Linked DNA regions of Homo sapiens: regions 1, 2, 3 and 4 are each linked to region 5. Evidence: chromatin contacts called from ENCODE Hi-C or POLR2A ChIA-PET data. All regions are on one chromosome and are shown on one strand. Each heading gives the region's core, a stretch centred on a gene start or an enhancer-like site at or near the end of the contact. The rest is flanking DNA. Distances are from core to core; before and after follow the strand shown. Region 1 overlaps IKZF1 (IKAROS family zinc finger 1). Region 2 has its middle 37 kb from the start of IKZF1. Region 3 overlaps IKZF1 (IKAROS family zinc finger 1). Region 4 overlaps COBL (cordon-bleu WH2 repeat protein). Region 5 overlaps GRB10 (growth factor receptor bound protein 10).

Evidence for each region. Hi-C counts contacts between places; a loop is a spot of excess contacts on that map. ChIA-PET counts read pairs that join two places held with the same protein, here RNA polymerase II (POLR2A). Pooled maps may share reads with other maps.
Region 1: a loop to region 5 is called in a pooled map, with 4 times the contacts of the local background. The contact joins two enhancer-like sites. A Hi-C loop is called at or near these places in 1 of 168 maps with a recorded cell type or tissue (naive thymus-derived CD4-positive, alpha-beta T cell) and 8 of 50 pooled maps. POLR2A ChIA-PET finds 5 or more read pairs at or near these places in 1 of 52 experiments (A549).
Region 2: a map with no recorded cell type shows a loop between it and region 5 (11-fold over the local background). The contact joins two enhancer-like sites. A Hi-C loop is called at or near these places in 20 of 37 single-sample maps with no recorded cell type and 11 of 50 pooled maps.
Region 3: a map with no recorded cell type shows a loop between it and region 5 (4-fold over the local background). The contact joins two enhancer-like sites. A Hi-C loop is called at or near these places in 6 of 37 single-sample maps with no recorded cell type and 9 of 50 pooled maps. POLR2A ChIA-PET finds 5 or more read pairs at or near these places in 1 of 52 experiments (activated T-cell).
Region 4: a pooled map shows a loop between it and region 5 (10-fold over the local background). The contact joins two enhancer-like sites. A Hi-C loop is called at or near these places in 8 of 50 pooled maps. POLR2A ChIA-PET finds 5 or more read pairs at or near these places in 2 of 52 experiments (K562 and activated CD8-positive, alpha-beta T cell).

The regions. Positions count from the first base shown.
Region 1 is chr7:50,395,595-50,398,294 of GRCh38, reverse strand. All of the region lies in intron 7 of IKZF1 (IKAROS family zinc finger 1), which reads right to left. Among named protein-coding and RNA genes, the nearest start is that of FIGNL1, 53 kb to the left of the region's middle. Within about 2 kb of position 1,279, at least 5 of the 41 ENCODE cell types and tissues checked have a DNase peak (open chromatin) inside an H3K27ac peak, as active enhancers do.
Region 2 is chr7:50,266,310-50,269,009 of GRCh38, reverse strand. No RefSeq gene overlaps it. Among named protein-coding and RNA genes, the nearest start is that of IKZF1, 37 kb to the left of the region's middle. RefSeq lists an enhancer at 1,844-1,943. Within about 2 kb of position 1,374, at least 8 of the 41 ENCODE cell types and tissues checked have a DNase peak (open chromatin) inside an H3K27ac peak, as active enhancers do.
Region 3 is chr7:50,334,985-50,337,684 of GRCh38, reverse strand. The region is part of intron 3 of IKZF1 (IKAROS family zinc finger 1); the gene reads right to left. Among named protein-coding and RNA genes, the nearest start is that of IKZF1, 32 kb to the right of the region's middle. Within about 2 kb of position 1,409, at least 10 of the 41 ENCODE cell types and tissues checked have a DNase peak (open chromatin) inside an H3K27ac peak, as active enhancers do.
Region 4 is chr7:51,120,986-51,123,685 of GRCh38, reverse strand. The region is part of intron 6 of COBL (cordon-bleu WH2 repeat protein); the gene reads left to right. Among named protein-coding and RNA genes, the nearest start is that of COBL, 190 kb to the left of the region's middle. Within about 2 kb of position 1,370, at least 9 of the 41 ENCODE cell types and tissues checked have a DNase peak (open chromatin) inside an H3K27ac peak, as active enhancers do.
Region 5 is chr7:50,663,344-50,666,043 of GRCh38, reverse strand. All of the region lies in intron 7 of GRB10 (growth factor receptor bound protein 10), which reads left to right. Among named protein-coding and RNA genes, the nearest start is that of DDC, 99 kb to the right of the region's middle. RefSeq lists an enhancer at 2,696-2,700. Within about 2 kb of position 1,268, at least 12 of the 41 ENCODE cell types and tissues checked have a DNase peak (open chromatin) inside an H3K27ac peak, as active enhancers do.

The sequences.
Region 1 (2,700 bases), core at 30-2,529, 270 kb after region 5:
AACCACTGAAAGGTTTGAAGGAAGAAGTGGCCTTCTCATTCACTGTGGAAAGAACAGCTTGAAGAGGGGCAAAAGTGAGGGATAAGTCAAAACTTCCCCAATGTGCAGGTTATGGCTGATGATGGCTGGTGAGGGTGGTGGCAAGGGAAGGTCCCAACACCTTCCACGATGCACCTGACACTGAGGTCATCAGCTGGTTCTTACTAACAGAAGGATAAATTACTCTGTAATTCATACATTTACTAATAGTCCTTTTATAAAATCTGTGACCATTAAGAATTGTCCAGGAATATATGCCCCATTATACCATAAAGTACCTTTGAGTTTCATGTCTTATTTTGTAATGGATATGTATCATATAATAGCCTGGTTTCCATTCGTTTTCATCTACTGGTGGTCAGAAGTGGCACATACTCTGATTAGAGAAAAAAAACTTGTGCATGGCCAGTTACGCCCTCCCAGAAACAGAACAGGATGAAAACCCTATGAAGCTGATGGTAGGGACCAAAGAAGTGGTGTTTCTCTCCATTAAAGGTCAGAAAAAGTAATTGTATAGCACTGCTGAAACCACACAATTTTTTTGTTTCTGTTTTTGTGTTGAGCAGCTAAATGTCTTGTTACACTAACTCCAGAGAAGAATGAATCCATTCTAGTTTGTATCCAAGTCTATCCCTCTACCAAATCAAGGCAAGAAAAGGAGGGGAATGGACTTTGTAGCCAATTTTGCTAAATATAAAAGTCTTTACAGCCCCACCAAAAGGGTGCTTTCCCACCTAATCATCCTGTCTCTCCCCAAGTCATGGTTCTGTGGTTTCCCAAGCAACCACTGAAATCTGTTGTTTTCAAACTTGGTATCACAACAAATGGGTGTAGGAAAAAAATCAACATATATGCCAGATTACTGTGCCACATGAAAATTACCATAGAATTTCTCTTCCTTAATACCCAACAAAACAAGAAAAATAAAAACCTATAAATTTCTCTTAACAGCAATCAGCTAAAGGAACATGTCATGTATAGTCATAGAATATTATATATACACATAATTATATATAATATGCATTTCATTATGGCGTGTGTGAGAACACACATACACTCAAAGACTAGAAAGAAACAGAAAATTCTGACATGAGATGTAGGGCAAAGCTTTGCTGCTAATCTCATTTCCAAATCTTTAGGTGTGAGTCAAGAATAACCTCAGAATTTTCCCTCATAGCCTCATATCTATAAAGACATGATTCAGATAGGTATCTTTTCCCTGTTCTGATCAGAAAAGCATTTGAAACCTTGGCTGACAAGAATCAGATGAACATGGAGAAGTGAGCCCCTGCGGGCTCCCTGGGACAGAAGCAAAGTCCTCTGTGGTCTACACTGAAGGGGAAGATGGCCCAAAGCCCCAGAGAATCTCCTGTGGGGATGAAAGCATTCCCCAACTAGGTACAGTGCTGATGGCTTAGGGTATTTAACTAAATTTCAGATGAGGGAGAGAGAGCAAAGGAAAAGTATTTTAACAAAGGCTGCACTTTGCCTCACCAAACTCCTCCAACCCCATCTTTGGCATTCTTTCAGGATTTAGAAAACCCAATAGCTCTCACAGGAAAAAAAAATATAGTGGGAAGAAGGCTGAAATGTCAATCAAGCTATATCAGACCAACTAGAATAAGCAAGATGAAAAGAAATGTCAGGGTTACTAGGAAAATATTTTCTAGAAATACAGGGGAAGAAAGGAAGTAAAACACAGACCATAGAGTCCCTCCTAGGGGAAAAAATCGTTAATTCCAACAAGAGAGGAAATGCCTCATAATTGCTTCATAACATGGAATCAATTTTAAAAGTATTCAAAATAAAATGCAAAAGCAACAGAGTAAGAGGAAAAAAGAGATTTCGGGTCTCAGGAGACAAAATAAGGAGCAAAATAATATTATTATAAAATTAATGCATGGATTAAAAATAGCAAGTAATAGAACAGGAACTACTAAAAATTAAATTACTGACAGAGGAAAACCACAAGAGAACAGTGAGTAAATGTAAAAATAGACAAAGAAATAAACAAAAAACTTTAAGAACTGTTAACAGATATGGAAGACAAATTATCTAACATATGGACAACTGGTATCCCTCAACAGAGATCACAATAGATGGAACAAAACATATTTATATAAAAGAGAATTTCCCAGAAATAAAGAGAAAAAAAAGGGACTCTCTAGACAAAATGGCAGGAATTTTTTATTCCGAATGAATAGACCAAGATACATCCTAATTAGGGTATTTAACTTCAAGGTTAAATAAAGAACCCTCAGGCATTCAGGAATAAAATGCAAATCACCTTGAAGAAGAAACAGTTACACTAGACTTGATGTTTCCACAGCAACATTCAACAAGCAATGCCATCAGCAAAATCTAAAAAGTTCTCAAGGGAGAAAAAGAAAGAGTGGCCCAAGACCATAGACTCTGTCAAAATGCTCATCAAATACAAAGGCAACAGGCCAACATCCTCAAAAACAATACAATGATAGAAATAGAACATCTATAGAAACTTTTTTTTAAAAAAGTTGCTTGAATGTAAAGTCCAATCAATTAAGAGATTAATCAAAATAAACATAAATAAGAAGAAAAGGGCAGGGTCTGATCCTTGAATCTATTTAAATAGAGTTAGTAATAAATAACTAAACTACTATGAATTATGATTACAGAATAGAA
Region 2 (2,700 bases), core at 125-2,624, 400 kb after region 5:
TGTTGGCCAATGAGGCCCTTGGCTTAGCAGAGCATGAATTTTGAGAGAGAGGTGGAAGGAGGTCAGTCTCTGGAGCACGTCATGAAGGTGGCATTTTGCTGCTGTTCCTCCTTTCATCCTATTCCTTAAGAATAACTACAATCTAAGATACTAGGCCCTATGGGGCACTGGAAGGGCCAATTGCCCACCATCCATCTTGCAAGGTAGTGGACACATAGGGTTACCTGGCACACCTCTGCCAGACAGGGCTGCTACATAATTTGTAGGGCCCAGTGCAAACTGAAATTAGGGGGTCCCTTGCTCAAATGGCAGGAAAAACATTTCTTCCTTCTTTCTGGGTCTCTCTCTTGTCATGGTGTTTTTTACTTGCTATTTAATGTCACATCCCTTGGACACAGGAATACTCATGGGGAGATTGCAGACACTCACAGGTACCCAGGGCCCTGTTCACAACTGTGTAGGCCCAACCATTCCCATGCACAGGCTCAGGTCCCCTCCCAGCAGATGGCAGTGGTTGCTGGGGGTTGCTTGGGCAGGTAGCTGAGAACCCATCCCTGGGAGGGGGAGGCACCTGGAAGGGAGCCCCACATGAGCAGAGTCTCCGAGTCCCCAATGCATGCTCCATTGCTTCGTCAGACTTTACGGACAAAACACAAATTCAAGGTAAATTTATTCACAGTTTCAAGACTGCAACCACAGAGCATTAACTGTAAAACCCTGAGAGACTGCACTGCTCGCAGGCCCATGAAGCTGCTCCTGTCACCAGGCTTAGTGGGTGGCTAGGGAAAAGAAAACAACCAAAAACACAGTGACTTGGATTTATCAACATTTGTAGGTTCATATGTTTGGTCTTTATGAGTTATGTGATCTTGAAAAAGTGGTGTAACCTCTCTGAACCTCAGTTTCCTCATCTGTGCATTGTGGCTAATCACTGCCCATGTAACAGGGCATTGTGAGGATGGAGAAGTCACAGAGTGCAGAGGCCTCATAAACTGGAGGGCACTGCCTTGGGAGGGGTTCCTACCCTGGGCAATTGATTGATTGGCTCTGGAGTTGCAGCTGCAAAGGCATGCTGGCCTCTCCAGTCTTGCAGTCAGGAAGGCTGAATGTGGTCAGCTGAGGTGCTCACTGCAGCCTCAGGCAGGCCTAAAGGTGTCAGCTGCAGAGTCTACTGCTGGCCTTGGCTGGCTACCTCTGATCTAGCATATTCCTTCTTTAACTGTTCTGCAACCAGGTAGGCCTCAGCTAGGCAAACCAGAGTCTTCTTGACTTCAAGCTGAGGAGCATCTTCTGAGTGCCTCCTGCAGCCAGACTCTTTGCTGAGCTCCAGGGATGGGGGATAGACATTGCTCTGTCCCCCAGGGGCTCAGACCACAAGCTACAGCAGTGAAATGCAGGGGCCTCGGGAGCCAGAGGAAAGTCCTGAAGAAGCTCGAGGGGAAAGTGTGCATTTCAGGCCCTGGGCTGAGTCTAAAATAAGGGAGTAGGCAGGTGAGAGAGGGAAGAGGGGCTCTGGATGGAAAGAGAGACTGCAGGGGCACAGGAGTAGGGGAGAAGCAACTCTCAATCGTGGTTCCAACTAGGTGGGCTTTTCTTCCTCATTCCATAGTGAAGCATCCTGGGTTCTGATATGACAGGTGGCAGCTAAAAACATCTTGGTTTTGCTTAGAGCTCGTTGTTGTGTGGTGGGAAGGTGTTCATAACAAGAAACAGCCTCCTCCTTTCTACACACCAGCTGAGCTAGAACTCTATCATGCAGCAGTGGGGCATTGCTACCAGAATGGCTGCTCTTGAGGGAAGGGGAAGACTGAAGATCAAACCATGCATGGTTCACAGTAATTGGTGCTCCTTCCCAGTTCCAGTTGAGCAATGTAAAAGAAGGTGACTAACAAGACATTAAACTGTGTGCATGTTTCAAAGCACACCCAGGACAGAGGCTCTCGGAACCCACAGGAGCCTGTGGTTTCTGAAATATGGGTGGGTGGCTTCCTGCAGCTGCAAGGCATGCTGGGGAGGGGAGATGAGATAGGCCGCGGCCCCGCCTCACCCCCTCTTCCCGAGTGGTTTGGCGCGGGTGTGCCCAGCCTGCTGCTCCTGGCCAGGCAGTTAGAGTGGAGGGAAACCTCCCGTTACCAGGAAAGCAAATAATGGGCAGATCAAATAAATCCATGTGGCTAAAATGCAAAAACAGATAGAAATCTATCTCAGGCCAGTGCCTGTGGGAGCAATGGGAAGAGATTCATTTTATTTTGCATATGTAGACAGTGATTTTAATGTTATGTAAATGCAGCCAGCGATTCCTAATTGCTCCTGAAATGCACGTGTCAGGGGCTCTGTTGCAGCACAGGTTGCTAATGATAGAAATAAGCTGTGTTTTTTACAAGGAAGGCTCGCGATTACCAGCTTTTGATTTTTCTTTTTTTTTTAAATTACAAATTTTAATTAGGACAAGCCAAGGCAATGAAGGTGGAGGGGCAGGACTGCAGAAGTGCCTGGGGTAGAGACAGCTCAGAAGAGTCACCTGGGCATGGAGAAGGGGTGCCACAGGTGGCCTTGCGGCTCTGGGTCAGCCTGAGAACAGACACTCCTGATTTCAAAGTGTAAAGTGTCATTCACCCCCTCTGAAGCACTTATCCAAGCTGACATACTGGGAAGTCAGGGTGGGAGGCAATAGTCTCTGGTTTCTCCAGGAAGATGAGC
Region 3 (2,700 bases), core at 160-2,659, 330 kb after region 5:
TCCATTTGCCCTCATCTTTGAGAAAGCAGTGCCACATTCCCATTCATTCATTCAATACCAATGTATCAGACAGCACCTACTCTAGGCTGGGGGATGCCCAGGTACTGGGGATCACGCAGGGAGCAAATCAGAGCTGAGTCCTTCATCTACGAGTGGTGACGTTGCTGCTATAAGGCAGGGCAAGGAGCAACAGTGCTGAGAACGCTATCTTAGGGCATGTGTCCAGGAAGACCTCTCTGTGTGGAGACCACTGCACAGAGCCCTGAGGGAAGGGAGAAGAGCGCCAAGAGGAAACCTAGGGGATAGTCCAGGCCCAGGCCCAGCTCATAGGTGACTCACGCCGGCCTACCCTGGGGCTGCTAGTTAGATTTTAATCCTTTCTATTCTGCTAGCTCCCACTTACTGGACTTCAATCACATTTAAACATTCTCCTAAAAAGACTACCCTGTAAATACCATCCCCTAGTCCTGTGACCCCCGACCCCAACCAGCTCCTTGTCTTCTTTCTTCCCTTGGTTCCTGATGCCTGACAGCCCACAGCTGCTGCCTCCTCTCCTGTGCCGCTCCCGGTCCCTCTCACATGGTTGGTTTTGCCCCAATCCTACCGAGCCGCTTGTGGGAAACCCACCGCCAACCCCCAGACACCTCTTTCTAGGGCATTATCCTGTCCCCAGCAACTCCTCTCGCCATGTTTCTTTCTAGAAATTTTACCCGAATCACACAACTCACTCTGTCTCCTTCTTTGCTCCTCTCTTAGACAATTAAAGGCATTTACTCCCCAGGGCCCCTGTGGTCCTGCTGTTTTGTTGGCTGTCCCTCCTGAGCTGATAGTGTCCCACAGATGGAACTTGCCCTATGACTTACATCCCTACCTTCCAGACTGTTCCGTGGCTAGACACCATCCCTTGGTCTCATGCGAACCCCTACTCTGGGTACAGTTCCCATTGCATTCAGCAGAATCACTGTGGCCCCAGTCACCGAAGTGGACAATGCAGCCAACGGATGGAACCGCCTCAAAGGGGCAAACACCACGGGGCTGCTGAGATGCCCTTCTCTGCCCTCTGAGACGCCCCTCCCTGCCTTTCTTCCCCTCCTGCACCAAAGGCCTCCTGGCCTCTCGCCACCGCCTGTCCCAAGGGCGAGCTATCTGACAGGCCCCCTGAAGGGCTATTCCCAGGTCAGCAGGTTTGAGGGTTCCCTTTCCAGCACCACACCCTTTATTCCTCAGCCTCAGAGCGAGTGCGGGCCTCCTGTGCCTCTGAGCCTGCAACCCGCCCCACTCCTGCCACCTCCACCCCTTCCTAAAGAAGGGGACAGCCGAGATGTGACCCATGGTCCCCACGCACGCCCCTTCACCAGCACATGCGTGCCTGTGGCAAAATGACTCATCCCCTCCCTCTGCACCCTCCCCCTGCACCCTCCCCCTGCCCCCGCCGGGGCCAGGCAGGGCTCCTCCTCCCCCAGTGCTTCCAGCTGTGGCAACCACATGGCGTTTGCCAACTGAGTCTTCTCCGGGGACCCAGCCTGGCCACGGGCTGCACCCTGTGTTTTATCACTGAGGAACTGTAAGCTTTTTGTAGGGGTCAGTGTGTCAATGCTTCTCCCTAAAGCCACCTGCTTAACAGGAATGTCAGACATGGAGCAGGCCAAAATGCAGATGATGATGATATCAGTGCAGCTGCTCTGGACAGCCCTCTATGCTGTGCCCTGCTGGGTCAGGCTTCACAGACATGACAGCCAGGATCGGGTGAGGGGGCGCCCTCACCTCACAATGAAGGAACAGCAGAGCCACCTGCCAGGGCCAACAGCTAGGAATCAATAGAGCCAGGCCTACCTACCCACATGGCCTGCTCCCAGGCACAGCAAACACCCCAGTGGCTCAGCTGCCACATGCATGTGCACACATACACCACAGACACACCACACATCCCATACACACATACACACCACACATCCCATAAACATATACACAGCACACATCCCATAAACATATACACACCACATACCACGCTTCCCATACACACATACACACCATACATCCCATACACACCACACATCCCATACACATATAACACACATACACACTACACATCCCATACACATACAACACACATACACACCACACACCACACATCCCATACACACATACACACTATGCACCACACACCACACATCCCATACACACATACACACCACACATACACACTACACATCCCATACACACATACACACCACACACACACCACACATCCCATACACACATACACACCACACATACACACCACACATCCCATACACACATACACACCACACACCACACATCCCACACACACATACACAACACACCTCCCATACACACATACACACCACATACCACACATCCCATACACATACACAACACATATACACACCACACATCTCACACACAACACATATACACACCACACATCTCACACACATACACACCATACATCCCATATACATATCCACACCACACACCACACATCCCATACACATCATATATCCCATACACATACACATCACACATACATACCACACATCCCATAAACATATACACACCACACACCATATATCCCATACACACCACACATCCCATGCACACATGCACACCACACACACTACACATACACACCACACATCCAATACACACATATACACCACACTCCACATATCCTGCACA
Region 4 (2,700 bases), core at 121-2,620, 460 kb before region 5:
ATCAAAACTCAAAGATTTAAAAACAATTGTATGCATCTTCTTGAAGGAAAAATGTACCCCTGCTCCATCATTCACAGCCTCCTTGAATTTTTCACTGGAGTGTTTTCTTAGCACTGTCTGTTCATGGTGCTCTTTCTCAGCAGCCTGTTCTGCTTGTGCAGAAAGTCCTACTGCAGTTGAAACATCCTGGCAGAAAATGAAAGAATTGGTTCACCTCCACACATGGCCTCTTGTCAAAAAAATTAAGCAAAACTGGCAAGTTAGCGACAAGGGATACAAGGCTCTTGTTCTGTAGAACTCTGTTCCCTTGATGGAACTACTTAGTAAATGGGGTTAACTTCATCAGGCTAGCCAGCTCCAAATATACATAAACTCAAGAAGTCTGGAACCCATGTCAAATTCATGTTAAAAGGCATGAACTGCCAAGCCATTACTGTAGGCATAGCCAAATACATTGTAAATATATCTGTCAGTTTTGCTCAGATACGGATATCTGCCTGTTTTTTGAGATGCTTCCTTTTGTTTTGGCTTTACCCAACTTCCAAAAATCTGTCTGTCTGCTCATACAGTATGTTATGAGACTTTAAAAGTCTTGATAGGGACAACAAATAAAACAAGTAGGATTCTTTCAGGCCTAACTAAACTGTCTTTGAGTCTACATTTTACAAAAATAATTATGTCATTCAATTTTTTTTTTTTTTTTGAGATGGAGTCTCGCTCTGTCGCCCAGGCTGGAGTGCAGTCAGTGGTGCGATCTCAGCCTACTGCAGCCTCCTCCTCCTGGGTTCAAGCGATTCTCCTGCATCAGCCTCCTGAGTCGCTGGGATTATAGCCATGCGCCACCATGCCCTGCTAATTTTTGTGTTTGTAGTAGAGACAGGGTTTTGCCATGTTGCACAGGCTGGTCTCGAACTCCTGACCTCAGGTGATCCACCAACCTCGGCTTCCCAAAGGGCTGGGATTACAGGTGTGAGCCACTGTGCCTGGCCTGACATTTAAATGTTAAATGTGCCAGATGTAAAGCATATCTGCCATTTTAGTAAATTAACAAAACTAGCAAAGAGCTAAATAACTGAATTGATACTAATGCATTTTGTAATAAACAGCCAAGTATAGGTTGTATTTATATTCTACAATGTGGAGACGAAAAAACAACACTTATGATGGTACAAAACAACCTTTCTAAAAATACTGGGGAAATAGAAGTGCTGCAGAGATCATCTCTGGCGTCCAGCTGCCTCCTCCCATCCTGGAGATGGTGAAGATGAGGACAGCATTGTGTTCAGAGGCACAAAGGAAGCCGAGTTCCTGTCCGACACAAACATCCCTGGGAACCTGTGGCACCTCCCACTGCAGAGCCTGTGAAAACAGCCAGGCTGCAAGGATCCTCCTTGGTGGAAATAGCCGGGCAGCTAACGCCAGTGTGCAGAGAAAGGAAGCTGGAGCTATTTTAGTTGCTTAACGTCTACCTTTTGTTTGTGGATCGTTTCCTCTCTGACACTTGTGGCTAAAGAAGCAAGTGTTGTTTGAAGGAGATTAGAGTCTTAAGTATTTTTAACACTCACTAGAGTGTGACATTGTATGGGAGCTCTCTGTGATAAAATCAAAATGAAAGGTGAGCTCGCCACTCTCCTGCACGTTGACAGTTTAGCAACATGGAGGAAGTGGGAAGCTGGCTTTGTGTTAGAGAGTTATGCTGTTCAAATATCCATCATTTAAGTATGCTGTTCTTATCCTTGTACTTCGTCATACTTTGTCACTTTGGTTTTGCCTGTCAGTCACGTCAACAGTCAGTATGTTTTTCACTATGAAGGGAAACTGCTGGAAGAGTGAGTTCATTATTTCTCTCACCTTTACATTTTGCAACTTTATATGTATATTCATGATTCTGTCCAGCCACCTTGATAATCCACAATCAGAAAAGTGGGTTTTCAAATATAAATCAGGATTTTAAATTTGCAGCAGTGTAAAAAGATCCAATTCCTGTCTTTGAGGCACTGTTCAGGATTTGGAAACTGAAGCTGGGTGCAGAGCCTCCTAGGCACCATCTCGTCTTGAACTTACATTCTGAACTCAGCCTTGACTGCTCTGGGTTCATTGTGGTTAACTAACCTTCAGCTTCAAAGACATTTGATTTACTCCTCAACCAAACTTACAAAATTTTAGTATCTGCAAAGCTTTTACTTTTGTGCACCAAAGGACACAGTCAACAGATTAAAAAGGCAACCCGCAGAATGGGAGAAGATATTTGCAAATTATGTATGTGATAAGGGATGTGTTGTATGGAGAACTCCTTCAACTCAACAACAAAAAACAAACAACTCAATTAAAAAATGAGCAAAGGGCTTAAATAGACATTTCTCCAAAGAAAATATACAAGTCAGCAAGCACATGAAAAGATGCTCAGCATCACTAATCGTAAGAGAAATGCAAATCAAAACCACAATGAGATACCATCTCATACCCATTAGGATGGCTGCTATGAGAAAAAACACAAAAGAAAAGATGCGTTGGCGGGGATGTAGAGAAATTGGAACCCTTGTGCATTGTTGGTGGGAGTGTAAAATGGTGCAGCCACTGTGGAAAACAGTATGACAGGTCCTCAGAAAATCCAAAATAGAATTCCCCATAGGATCTAGCAATTTCACTTCCGGGCATATATCCAAAATAATTGAAAGCAGGGCCTCAGACAGATACCTG
Region 5 (2,700 bases), core at 19-2,518:
TACCAAGTTCTTCCACGATGACTGCACCCTGGCTTCGTGACCCTGCATTGGCCAGGTTCTTCCTGAGTGCTGTGCTGAGTTTGCTAAGGGTACCCATGGGGCTTGCCTGAGTCATCTGGGTTGGCGGGAATAGCTGAGTTTCAAACCTGTGATCCTCCAGCTGTGGGGGAGACGTACACCGGCGCAAAGGGGGCTACTTCTGATCGGAGATCCACGTGCTGGGATGTCACCGTCTGACAGCCCACTCATTCCTTCCTGCCTGGCTGTCCTTCACCTGCCCTGGATTCAACTTCCTCACCCTGCCCAGGCTCTGCTTCCTCTTCTGGGTCTGGGGTCCTGCCCAGGTGCTTCTACAGAAGCAGTGCAGGGTCGGTCTCACCTCCCTGGTCCCACCCAGGCTCGTTGCTACCCCCACGTGGGGTGGCACCCGCCCTGCAGCTGCTCAGCATTTGGCCAGGGGGAGCCCTGAGAGCAGTTTGTCCAACGTGTTATGGGTTCCAAACCTGGGCCGGTCAGACCCTTGGTGGAAGCATGGAAATCTGGAGCCAGTAAACCCAGGCACTTCCACGCACCTCTGCCACTGGCTCATGGGCCCTCACTGGTGTTTGGGTGCTCATAAATAGTGTGAGATGTTTTGGAGTTGTCTTTCTAGACTTCTTGGGCTTTCTGTTTTATTTTGTTGTTGATGATGAATTTTAAAACAGCAATGTTTTGGCTTGTTAATATTTAAGCCAGAGTCTATTGGTCTTGCGTTTACCTGAGGTTGTACTCTATGGCTTCACCATTAAAGTGAGAGAGCACACAGACCTATTCCCTCACGGAAGGCAAAAACTGATGTTAGAGCAGACATCCCCCTTTGCTCTGGGAGAGTGCATAGAGGAACCGTGATGTATGGTTTTACATAGTGTCTGTTAGAGGTGACAGCAGTCCTCCTTGTCAGCAGTGAGTGACTTTCATTGGAAGGTATAGCTTCTGTGGAGATGATTCCATCATTTATTAAATGGCATTTAATTTTATTCAGTGGTTTGATTTATTTAAGTTTAATAATACCTCGTCATTGACTTACCAAAAATACAAATACATAAGAATTTCTTTCTGAGTGTTTAATTTCTTTCCTCTAAAAGGTGGTGAAATTAAATTAGTCATTGTTCAGGAAACTGGATATTTGTGGTAAAAATCAACAGGGTATTTTTAACTGCTTTGTGACTCATTTGAAAAGACAGGCTGTTGTGGTAAGGGTGATTGATATAGCAAAGACTTGTGAGCCCTGAGGCCAAGCACCATGCTCCGGCCGGAGAGGCTGGGCTCACGGTCTAGTTGGTGCCACTGGGTCTCTGTGGTGAGGCTGCCTTTGATCTTGGTGCCCTGGCAGACACTGGCTGCAGTGGTCCTCCTTTGCGTCAGACCCTCCGGGGCCTTCTGAGTTGAGGAAGCGCCATGCAGTGTGCCTGGAGCTGGCCTCGGGTGTCGGGAGGGAGGGGCACCACAGAAGGATGTGCTCCGAGACCTGGGACTTGGGCCAGGTGCCAGACAATCCTGGGTAAATACCAGAGCTGTCCCCCCTGCCCCCACAGACACACTGCAGAGGACCCTGGCAGGTGGGCTGGCCCCCCGCCACGGCCTGGTGACTGTCTCCCTCTGCTGTACTTCTTTAAGGTCCTGGGAGAGGAGAGAAAGGTGAGTGGGGTGCCATTTTCTTCCTGCAGGTGCTGGGTGAAGTTCAGAAGGCTCTGAGAGGCTGAGGGGAGCCATGTGTATAGGTACATTTGACTGTTCAGGCTGGTGGGTACGATACCCTGTAGGGGGGCTGTCCCAAAGGCCTTCTCGGTTCCTGCATTCTGATCCTGGCTGTTTGCTGTGTGAGGAGGGTGTCAGCTCAGCGACATCAGAAGTCAGGGCAGAAGTAGCTCCTCGAGGCAAGACTGAGCGTCGGTGTCCACGCTAGGGAAGAGGGGCCCTGTGTCCACAGCCACCGCCCATCAGCCGAGCATGGCCAGCAGGAGCATGGGACCAGTGTCACCAGAAAATTGGATGCTTTGAGAGAAATCAGAATTGCCACTGAAGACCTGAACTCTCCACATTTTGCACATTTCAGTGTCTGTAAGCACTGTGTGGGCTGAAGCAGACACCCTGGCAGGCAGGTCCTGGCCTGCTGGTTTCGGCTGTGGCATCCTGCGAGGTGACTCCTATGGTGTCTGCATTGTCTCCCTGCACCTGGCATGCCAGGGGCTTTCCCTGATGGGCACTGGATCTGGCGTCCACTAAGGGCTCAGCAAGCTGGGATGATGGCCCGAATCTAAAAAGGATTACATTAAATAGGCTTTCAAAATGATGTCTGCACATGCAGCTACAAAAGTATCACCAAGAGGATGGCAGCTGCAGCCACTGCTGCTTGTGAGAGAAGGGCTCAGTTAGTTAGACACGTGGCTCCAGTCAGCAGTCCAGTATGACCTTTCCTGAGTGGCTGGCTTGACCATTCTGCTCTGACAGAAATAGGTTTTCTAGAAGCTAGTGGCTTTGTTGTGTTCTTTCTTGGATGCCATTATCCCTGTGAGAAGGACCCTAGTCACATGGCACTCATCCCAAGTGGAGGGACTCGATGGTGAGAGGCTGTGGCAGGAGGCAAAGGAGAAAATGGGAAGTGGTTAAGGATCATTTGGGGCACTTGTGGCTATTTCCTACAGCACACACATGGGAGGG